Regions from separate parts of the Homo sapiens genome. Here region 1 is linked to region 2. A link is a loop called in an ENCODE intact Hi-C map of the cell type or tissue named here. Cell type or tissue: B cell. All regions are shown on one strand. Region 1 overlaps ZBP1 (Z-DNA binding protein 1). Region 2 holds the start of GNAS (GNAS complex locus).

Evidence for each region. A loop is a pair of places that touch in the nucleus more often than their neighbours do. Peaks named below come from ENCODE experiments on the same cell type or tissue, not always from the same donor. Only the 100,000 strongest peaks of a DNase experiment are listed, where the experiment ranks them.
Region 1: a loop joins it to region 2, with 7 times the contacts of the local background. A loop is called at or near these places in 3 of 110 quality-filtered maps.

The regions. Positions count from the first base shown.
Region 1 is chr20:57,607,412-57,612,411 of GRCh38, forward strand. It overlaps ZBP1 (Z-DNA binding protein 1), which reads right to left. Exons shown (of 8, transcript NM_030776.3): 6 at 4,316-4,519; 7 at 2,738-2,956. Among named protein-coding and RNA genes, the nearest start is that of ZBP1, 11 kb to the right of the region's middle. In B cell, CTCF peaks have their summits at 2,519 (motif pointing right) and 2,727; a DNase peak (open chromatin) is centred at 2,542.
Region 2 is chr20:58,887,141-58,892,140 of GRCh38, forward strand. It overlaps GNAS (GNAS complex locus), which reads left to right and starts at 4,281. Exons shown (of 13, transcript NM_000516.7): 1 at 4,281-4,725. The coding sequence starts at 4,587. LOC101927932 (a long non-coding RNA gene) reads right to left here and starts at 1,670. Exons shown (of 5, transcript NR_126334.1): 1 at 1,634-1,670. RefSeq lists an enhancer at 1,399-1,618 and silencers at 2,059-2,338, 3,539-3,688, 3,749-4,248, 4,259-4,478. In B cell, no CTCF peak of the experiment used is centred here; DNase peaks (open chromatin) are centred at 1,741, 2,031, 3,511, 4,191 and 1 weaker place; H3K4me3 peaks cover 4,021 bases; H3K27ac peaks cover 4,012 bases.

The sequences.
Region 1 (5,000 bases), 1.3 Mb before region 2:
TGGATGAGCAAAGAAAGTGGTTTCTTGAGATGGCATCTATTCCTGGTGAAGATACTGCGAACATTCTTGAAATGACAACAAAGGATTTAGACTGCTATATAAACCTAGTTGGTAAAGCAGCAGCAGGGTTGGGGAGTCTTGGTTCCAATTTTGAAAGAAGTTCTAGTATGAGTAAAATGCCATCAAACAGCATTGCATGCTACAGAGAAAGCTTTCATGAAAGGAAGAGTTCATTGCTGCAGCGAACTTCATTGTTGCCTTATTTTAAGAAATTGCCACAGCTGCCTCCACCTTCAGCAACCACCACCCTGATCAGTCAGCAGCCATCAACATCAAGGCAAGACCTCCACCAGCATAGAGATGATGACTGGCAGAAGACAGGTGATGGTTAGCATTTTTAGCAATAAAGTATTTTAAAATTAAGGTATGTACATTGTTTTTTAGATATAACGTGATTCAGTGCACACCTAATAGACTAGAGCATCGTGTGAATATAACTTGTATATGCACTGGGAAATCAAAAATTTGCATGACTTGCTTTATTGGGGTGTTCTGGAACTCACCCATAATATCTCTGAGCTATGCCTATTGATGTCTCTTGGGGACAAAGAGAGGTGGGTGGGTCAGGGCAAGGGGCAAAGATGTCATCAGCTCTTCTGCTAGAACCTTAGGGAAGAATGTCAGGATGTTGCAGGGCAAATCTGGGAGTGTGACCATTTTTTTTTTTTGAGACAGAGTCTTGCTCTGTCGCCCAGGCTGGAGTGCAGTGGCATGATCTTGGCTCACTGCAAGCTCCGCCTCCCAGGTTTACGCCATTCTCCTGCCTCAGCCTCCTGAGTAGCTGGGACTACATGTGCCCGCCACCATGCCTGGCTAATTTTTTGTATTTTTTAGTAGAGAGAGGGTTTCACCGTGTTAGCCAGGATGGTCTCGATCTCCTGACCTCGTGATCCACCTGCCTCGGCCTCCCAAAGTGCTGGGATTACAGGCATGAGCCACTACACCCAGAAGTGTGGCTATTTTTAAAAAACACAGTGCTGTGTTCTTTCCGGAAAGAGAAGTCTTCAATGGTCTGGCTTGAGACCCACAGGGCTCTGCAGACAGCCTGTGCTGTGGGGTCCTAAGCCGGATCCCCATCTGGTGGCACATGCCCTCCCAAGGGTCCCCAGTGGCCTTGGAGGTCTCAGAGACTCCCTTTGCTGCTGGAAGGAAGTCCATGCTCCCAGATGCTCATGGCCTGAGTCCTGAGGAATGCGCTCCTGGTCCCCGTTCTGCAGGTGTCACATGTGCATGGGGCTCCCAGGGGTCCTGGAGGGAGAGTTTGAAGACACGTGGGGCCAGGGTCTCCTCAGTTGCTGGGACAGCAAGGACACGGCCCTTGGGGTGAGGAGACCCTCTGGACTTCCAGGACATGCATCCCCTGGGCCTTCAGGCACTGGAGGGTGGATGCCGGCCAGTCCTCCAGATTCCGTGAATCCATGTTTTCTACCCATTGGTGGGACTGGGTGTGATTCCTTATTCCAGATCCCAAAAGGGTAGGAGCGGAAATCCGCCTTCTAATTCTTTTTTCACATGGGAGGCAAAAATCTCATCCAGCCCCTCTCCTGCTCAAAGCCCCCCATGGCTTCCAATTGCCTTAGCATCGACTGCAGCCTGGAGCCAGGCCCTGGCTCTGCTCTCCATGCTCAGGTCACCCTCAAACCCCTGTGGGTTCCCACACTGTCATGTCCTCACCTCCAGGCCATTGTCCACACTGTTCCACCCACCAGGTACACCTGCCCTGGCCCTCCCCACCTTGCGTGGACCTGCCCAACTCTCCAGCTGCCCCCACCCGAGGCCCCGAGCTCCCTTCTGCAGAGTTGGAATCCTCAGGCTCTGCAACCAGCCTGTGCAGCTTCCAGGGACCAAACGGTGGCTGGGACGGTGAACCGCACTGGTTTCCCCTCTCCCCTCTTCCTGTTGGCAGTGGAGCCCCCTCCCCTGAGTCTCTGCTGGGCTTAGACTGCCTTGACACAGGCGGCACTTCCCAGACCCCCCGTGGCTAAGTGCAGGCCCTCAGAACAGCACAGATGCAGTGGGTGGGCTTGGTCAAAGACAACAGCGGCTCTCTGTACCCTCTCTCGCCCCTCTGCTTGCTGGTGCTAAGTTCAACCCCACAGATGAGGACGGAGCCCAAGGGACGACTCAGCACTGAGGTAAAAGAAACCCTGGTCTGCTACCCTCACCCGGACATGAGACTTGGGCTTCAAGCAGGCGGGGCCACCGTGTGTGGCATCTCCACTGCAGCAGGTCAGCCTGTGCCCTGATGCAGAACCTTATTTGCATGGCAACCCAGCACCTCTCTCGGGCCCAAAACAATCACCACAACAATGATGAGACAATAACACTCCTATCTCCTGAATGCTGGCAGGGCTGGTGTAGGGCTGAGCTTCGCCTTCAGATTTTACCCCAGTCTTGCAACCACTGTAGGAGTTGCTTCAGGCTATTCTTGCCATCCCACTTTACAGCTAAGGAGACAGAGGCTCCTGGGTGAAATGACTTGGGTGGGTCCCTCCACTAGGGGGACGGAGCCTCCACGCTGACTCTAGAGCTGCTGCTCCTCGCTGTGGGTGGGCACAGCCTCCAGACTCCGGGAAACCAGAGATTAGCGAATGATCGATGAGAGTGAATGAATGAATGAGTGGAAGGTGGGGAGAGAGAGAGAACACACAGGGGTCCACTCTGCCCCCTAGCTCACCTGCGTCCTCCCCTGGCTCCCCCTCTCCAGACCCTGCGACTCCTCCTGGGCCAGCCACCCCTGGGCTGATAGACATTTTGTTGCTGTTGCCGATGGTGGCGTCCTCGAGAAAGCACGATTTCATGTGGATTCTCTGGGCGGCTTCCCCCTCAGGGTGAGTTCCTGGACTGGGAATTCTTGCTTCAAACGAAGCTTCTGGGCCGGCAGCAGTGGCAGAGACTGTGGGTCAAAGGGAGAGAGGCCTGGAGCCAGGAGCAGCTGGACAGTGGCCGGGAACCCTGACCCCCAGCCTGGTTCACCCTCCTCCCCAGATCTCCCACCAGTGGCCCACACCATCCCAGGAGCACAGCCTGTGCCTGCCCGCCACACCTCCACCCGCCACACCTCCGCTCGTGCTGTTGTGCTGTCTGGGAAGCGTCTTTCTGCTCCACTGATCCCGCAGTGGGTCTGCCCCACTGATCCCGCCCGGCTGATCTGGACGTCAGTGTCTTCCTCTGGGATTCAGCTCCTCTCTCCTCTGCTGCCTGCTTCCCACTGCACTGGAACACTGGCCCCCACTTTTGGTTGAAATCTTATGGGGGCTCCCAGCCTGGCCCCAGCTCCTGCCATCTGGCTCTGCCCTTTCCCACCCAAACTTCTGAAGAATCATCCACACTGAGTCCCGCCCCCTCCACCCCCGAGACCTCTTCTGCTCCCTGGCCCCCAGAAACCACCCCCTCAAGGTTACCACGATCCCTCTCGCTGAACCCCACAGATGCTTCCCTGGTCTCACCAGCCTGGCCCCTCTCTGGAGACTCCTTTCCCGGGGCCTCTGCTTTCCTCCTCCCTCTCTGGCTTCTCTGCTGGTTCTTCTCCCCCAGCCCATCTCTGCATTCCCAGTGTGGGGGAGGCCTCTGCCTGGGGCCCTCTGGTCACTGCAGCCACAGCTCCTAGTACGGCACCTGTCTTCCATCCTCCCTAAACACCATTCCAGTCTCAAACCATCACCCTGCTCCAGTTGGCCCAGCCTCTGCTTCTCTGCTCATTTTACAAATGAGGAAACTGAGGTTTCCTGCAGTGGGTCGTAGGGGATGGGGATCCAGAGTGCTAGCTTTATTTTATTCATTTATTTATTGAGATGGAGTCTCACTCTGTCACCCAGACTGGAGTGCAGTGGTGCGATCTCCGTTTACTGCAACCTCTGCCTCCCAGGTTCAAGCAATTCTCCTACCTCAGCCTTCCGAGTGGCTAGGACTACAGGCGCAAGCCACCATGCCCGGTTAATTTTTTTTTTTTTTTTTTTTGTATTTTTGATAGAGACGTTTTACCATATTGGTCAGGCTGGTCTCGAACTCCTGACCTCAGGTGATCCACCCGCTTTGGCTTCCCAAAGTGCTACGATTACAGGTGTGAGCTCCCGCGCCCAGCCTAGAGTGCTAGCTTTAAAAGCCCCACCTGCTCTACTCTGGTTCAGCTGCCTGGTGGAAGGAAAGGAATTTCCCATCATGCTTCTCTTCCCAAAAAGATTCTGGCTCCAGTTCCTTCCAGTGAGGACCCACGGGGTGGCAGAGTTGGGTCTGGCCTCTAGATCCCAGTTACCTGGGGGGCTGCCAGGGGGGATGTGGGCAGGGCCCTCGGACGGGACGCCGTGGAGCCTCATCTCATTGCTGTGTCCCAGCTGCACCCGTCTCAGTATGGACTGCTCCATGTGGATGTCCTGGGGCCCCCAGGGATCAACTAGGGTCCCCCAAGTTGAGGAATCACCTGGTGCCATTGAAGGGAGGTGGCGTGGACCGGCGGAACCTGGCAGGGGACAGTGGCACAGCCTCACCGGAGATTACTGCAGGCTTCTTCCTTTCCCTCACCACCACACGCAGGCCTGTCCTCTGAATTCTTCCTGGACACCATCGAACTGGCGGCCAAAGACTTCAGGCTCTGGCTTAGAGAGCAAGAGGACCTGGCGGAATAGCTCATTTTGGGGCTCCCTGAGTTCTCAGGAGCGGGGCTGGTCCTGGGTGTTGCAGGGACACTCACAAACCCAAACAATGAGCTCCTTGTTCTGATTCCCAGTCACTCCCGAGCCTTCTGACCTCATGGGGACCAAGTCTCGTTTGGTGCCAACACCAAAGGCTCAGAGCCTCCCGCAGTGTTTTAACTGCCAGGGACAACATTTATTTTTATGGTGTTTTTCATGATTTACACTTAAAATAATACTATAAAATTGTTTTAAAATAAATTTTTAAAAAGGTGCACTACTCAACAACATTAATTAAATAATCAGACA
Region 2 (5,000 bases):
AGGCTCTTCATTATATTCATTGTATAACTTTGTAGCTCCTGGCATAAGTATCTAGGTTGTATTTGTTACTATTTACCTTGTACCTCTTAAAGACAATGTATCTGTGCTTTGCCACAGTAGAAGCAGGAAGGAAGATGCTTTTGAACAAATGGAGCATAACAAAAATGTCTGGCCTATTCTTCCCTCTTACAAGTCTTTAACAATTTTTAAAAATGACAATCAATCAAATTCAGCCAGGAATTTTTAATTTACCATCTAAAGATATAGAACCTGTGCTGTGTCATCAAGCGGTTCTAATTTAGGTGGTGGATGGTAGTGAGCCTCACTATCACTAGTACAGGCAGCCTAGGAATCATCGATTCTGAGGCCTTACTGCTGAGTTCTCCTATGAGCACATTCAGGTGTATCTGCACAATATTTTTATGCATCTTTGGTTAGGTGAAAAGCATCAACCTAGGATAGTTCCTTTGAGCATTTTCAAAATAAGGTGTATTTTTGTGTGGAAGAGAGGCCATCCATGATCAGGAGTGTGACAAAAACCTGGCCCCAACTTTTCAGCCAAGTTCAAGAAAGTCAGGGGTCTGCAGCAGCCCAGGGCAGGACGGTGTCTAGGCTGCGCTTCCTGTTCTTAATTCCAAGTGTTGTTTGGTGACTTTGAATCGCCCTCTGTTGTCTTTTCAGATTCATAAAAAAGAGGCCTTGTACAATGGGGGCAGCAGTGTACCTGAAGGGGCCAAGAAAAATAATATGTGGCATCTTCATCTGTCACACCTTTTCTTACTCGAAGTGGAGCAAACTGGGGAAAAGGGGGGAATTTCAGTCATCCGGTTGAATGGCTAACAGTGTCTTTTTATTTTCAAAGCTAACTTAAAATGATACAAGTTTGCTCAAGGCCTCTGGTGGTATCAGCCGCCCCATACCCCTGGGGACTGTTAAATGTGTTTCCATTTATAGGTAGACTTTTCTTTTTTCTCCTTCTCCATCAAACATCTTAAGTTTCATGGGCTCTGTTAAGAAGTCAAAGAAAAAGTTGGAAGACAGTTTGTGGACTTTGCATATCTGGGCTTTCCGGGACGTAGGCCTGTGTCCCATCCAAGACACTGCTCACGTCTTAGCCTGATTACCTGGCCGCCTCGGCTCACCTGGGCACATGGTGAGCCGCGGAACTGGCAGGCACCAAACATTTATTGAATGAATAAACCGTATCCCAGCAGACACCATGGTGGCAGCAGATGACCTAACCAAGGTCCCAGGAAAGGCGGGCTGGGGTCAACTGCTTGAAAATTTAGTAACCCTGCTCCTAATCCCGTGCACTGCTATATCCTAGTGTGCGGCGGGACACTTGAGAGTTTTGAAAGAACCCTCAAACAAGTTCACGTTCCGTAAACTACTTTTCCCTCTGTTCCAGAGCCCCCAGGGCGCCCAGGCAAGGCCGCCACCTCTCCCACCTGGGAGGACGCCTCGAGCACCGACTCCACAGCCACGGCCACCGCTCCTCGGCTCCCGTGACACCGGCGCGCCTGCTGCTTCGAGCAGGGGAGGCTTTGCACTCCCATCGCACTTTTCTCGTCCGAAGATACGAAACTCCGTCCGGGCGTCGCAAATAATTCGAATTCGGCTCTCTGACACCTACCTCGGCGGGCGCGCGCCGCTGGGAGGGCGGGGTGGGTGGCTGGAGGTAAGGAGGCGCACAGCAGGGGTAAGCGCCGCCGTCGCACACTTTGCACGCCGCCCAGGGCTACACCACTCACCGAAAATTGGGAGGCAGGTCTGGGAGGCGGGGTTGAGCGCCCACCGCCTTGGGCGCGCCCGCGCCCCCCGCCATCGCGGCCCCCGCGCCCCCGGCCCACGCCCGCGCGGTCCCGGCACCGGCCTGCACCCCCAGGGTGCGCGGCGGCCCATTTGGGTGCGTCCCCGGTGGGCCGATTTTTCGCGCTTCCCCTTCGGTTTATAGGGGCCGCTGCTATGGGTCGGTCCTCTGAAGAGGCTGGGGCGTCATCGGGGCCGGTTAGAAGCTCTGCTCCCCGGCGGGGACACTCAGTCGCGTCGGCACCGCGGAGCGGGCTGCGTCAGGTGGCTGGCCGGCGCGGCGCTCCCCTGCTCTCTGGCTCCGGGCTGCGGCGCGGCGGCTGGAGCGAGCCCCTGTCCCGGCGCGGGGCGGCGGCGGGCGGCCGGCAGGCGCTGCCTTGCGTGTGAGTGCACCTCACTCACATGTAAGTCGGGGAGCGCCGGGGCCTCCCGCGGAAGTGCGAGTCGCCCGGCGCAGGCAAGAGCCGCCGGGTCCGGGACAAGGCAGGGGCGCCCGGGCGCCGCTGCCTTGCCCCGGGGCGCCTCCGGGCACCCCCCAATTCTCTCTCTTTTCTCTTCTCCATTGGCGTGCCCAAGAGCCAAACCAAGGAGCGCCTGAGGGTAAACAGACTCCTGCCATCCGCGCCTTTGCACTTTTCTTTTTGAGTTGACATTTCTTGGTGCTTTTTGGTTTCTCGCTGTTGTTGGGTGCTTTTTGGTTTGTTCTTGTCCCTTTTTCGTTTGCTCATCCTTTTTGGCGCTAACTCTTAGGCAGCCAGCCCAGCAGCCCGAAGCCCGGGCAGCCGCGCTCCGCGGCCCCGGGGCAGCGCGGCGGGAACCGCAGCCAAGCCCCCCGACACGGGGCGCACGGGGGCCGGGCAGCCCGAGGCCGGGGGCAAGCAGGGAGCCCGGGCCAGGCGCGAGCCGAGCTCCCCGAGGTGGCCGGGCCACCATGCTGAAGATGGCCATGAAGCTCAAAGCCCGGGCGGCGGAGAGCGAGAAGAAGACGGCCGCGGCGGCTGCCGAGGTGGCTGCCGAAGCTGCGGCGGCGGCTGCGGCGTTGGCCGAGCCGAGAGAGCCGCTCGCGCCGCGGAAGAGCGGGGACCCCGAGAAGCTCGCGAAGAACCCCAAGAACCCGGCGCGGGAGGCGCTCCCCGAAAAGTTCCTAACAGACAAGGAGCGCAAGAAGCTCGAGAAGAAGCTGCTGGAGCAGAGGCGAAAGGAGGAGAAGAAGAAGGAGAAGGAGAGGAAGAAGATGGAGAAGATGCTGAAGAAGAAGAAGAAGAAGGTGCCAGAAGCCCAGGAGGAGGCCCGATGCCCCGAGGCCGCCGCCGCCGCGGCCGCCGCCGACGACGACGAGGGCGCCGAGGAGGGCGCCGTCGGGGGCGCCGAGGAGGGCGCCGCCGCCGGGGGCACGAGTAGGGCCTGGGCTGACTGGGACACGGACTCGAGCGACGAGGACGACGCCTACTACGCGGCGCCGCGCGTTGGGGGCATCGTGTGGCGGCCCGGGCCGCTCAAGGCTGGCGCGCTGAGCGCCCACCTGCCCCTCGTGGTGTTCCTGGTCTTCTCGGTGCGCAGCCCCTCGTGGGTGCTCAACTTCCTGCTGCAGAAGCGCACGGAGCAGGGCCGCGGCTGCGGCTTCGTGTTCGGGGCGACCTGCTGCTTCCGAGTGTTCCTGGGCTGCGCCTTCTTCTCCTACTTGGGCGGCCGCGCCAAGCGCAGAGGCCGCGGGCGCTCCGGGGCCAGAGGCGCCTTCGGCTCGGGCCATGGCGCCCGGCGCCGGGGGCGCGAGGAGCGGCTCATCTAGTCAGACCCCCCACCCCGCCACCGCCACCAGACACCACCATCGCTGTGTAGTGTGGGTTTTTATTCGTGTTCGTGTGTGTGTGTGGACACATTTTCCTTTTCGGTTGCTCTGTCCTTTGGTTCGTGCTCGCCTCGCTTTTTCCACACTCCTGCTCTCTGGCTCTCTGTGTCTCTCGCTCTTTCGAAAATTTTCCTAAGTCCGGGCGCGCGCTCCCTCCCCTTCCGCCCACCCCAGCCCCTCGGCGGCGCCCGCGGGAGGGGGAGGAGGCCTCGGGGGCGCCGGGCGACGCGGTCCGGGGGGTGGAGCGTTGGCGTCGTGCGAGGGGTCGTCACTGGCGCGGAGACGCCCCCTCTCCCCCCTCGGCTCAGCCGGGCTGCTGCCCGAGCCCGGGGGGTGGGGGGCGTCTCCCCGGCCCGTCCCGTCCCCGGCCGGGCGCGGGCGGAGGGACCCCCTCCCCGGGCTCCCGGGGGGCCGCCTCCCTCCGCCGGCTCCCGCCCTCCCAGCCGCCGCCGCCGCCGCGGCCGCTCCTCGGCCCTCCTCCTCCTCCTCCTCCTTCCACCCCCCTCGCCGCCGCCGCCTCCTCCTCCCCCCGCCTCCCCCCGCCCGCCGCGGCGCTTTTGGCTCGGGGCGGCGGCGGGGGCCCGGCCGAGGCAATAAGAGCGGCGGCGGCGGCAGCGGCGGCAGCAGCTCCCGCAGCTCCTGCTCTGGTCCGCCTCGGCCCGGCGGCGGCCATCAGCCCCCTCGGCCTCGGCTCGAGGGGCGGGGAGCTGCGCGCGCCCCTCGGTCCGACCGACACCCTCCCCTTCCCGCCCGTCCGCGCGCCCCGCGGCCCGCGGCCCGCAGTCCGCCCCGCGCGCTCCTTGCCGAGGAGCCGAGCCCGCGCCCGGCCCGCCCGCCCGGCGCTGCCCCGGCCCTCCCGGCCCGCGTGAGGCCGCCCGCGCCCGCCGCCGCCGCAGCCCGGCCGCGCCCCGCCGCCGCCGCCGCCGCCATGGGCTGCCTCGGGAACAGTAAGACCGAGGACCAGCGCAACGAGGAGAAGGCGCAGCGTGAGGCCAACAAAAAGATCGAGAAGCAGCTGCAGAAGGACAAGCAGGTCTACCGGGCCACGCACCGCCTGCTGCTGCTGGGTAAGGGCGGGCGGGGGGCGCCGGCCCCGGCCCGGGGGCCCTCGAAGGGCGCCCCGCAGGCCGCGCGCGCCGAGCCCGCCCCCCGCCCCGGGCGCGCGCTCCCGAGCCCCCCGCCCGTTCGCGGGCTCTGTCTGTGGGGGGCGAGGCCGGAAGGGGGACCCAGGGGCGCGGATTCGGCCGGGCGGGGGCTCAAAAACGGGGCGGGGGGCCGTGGCGACGCGGGCGCGGGTCCCCCTCCCCCGGCCTGCCCGCTCAGTGTCTCTCTCTTGCTCTCG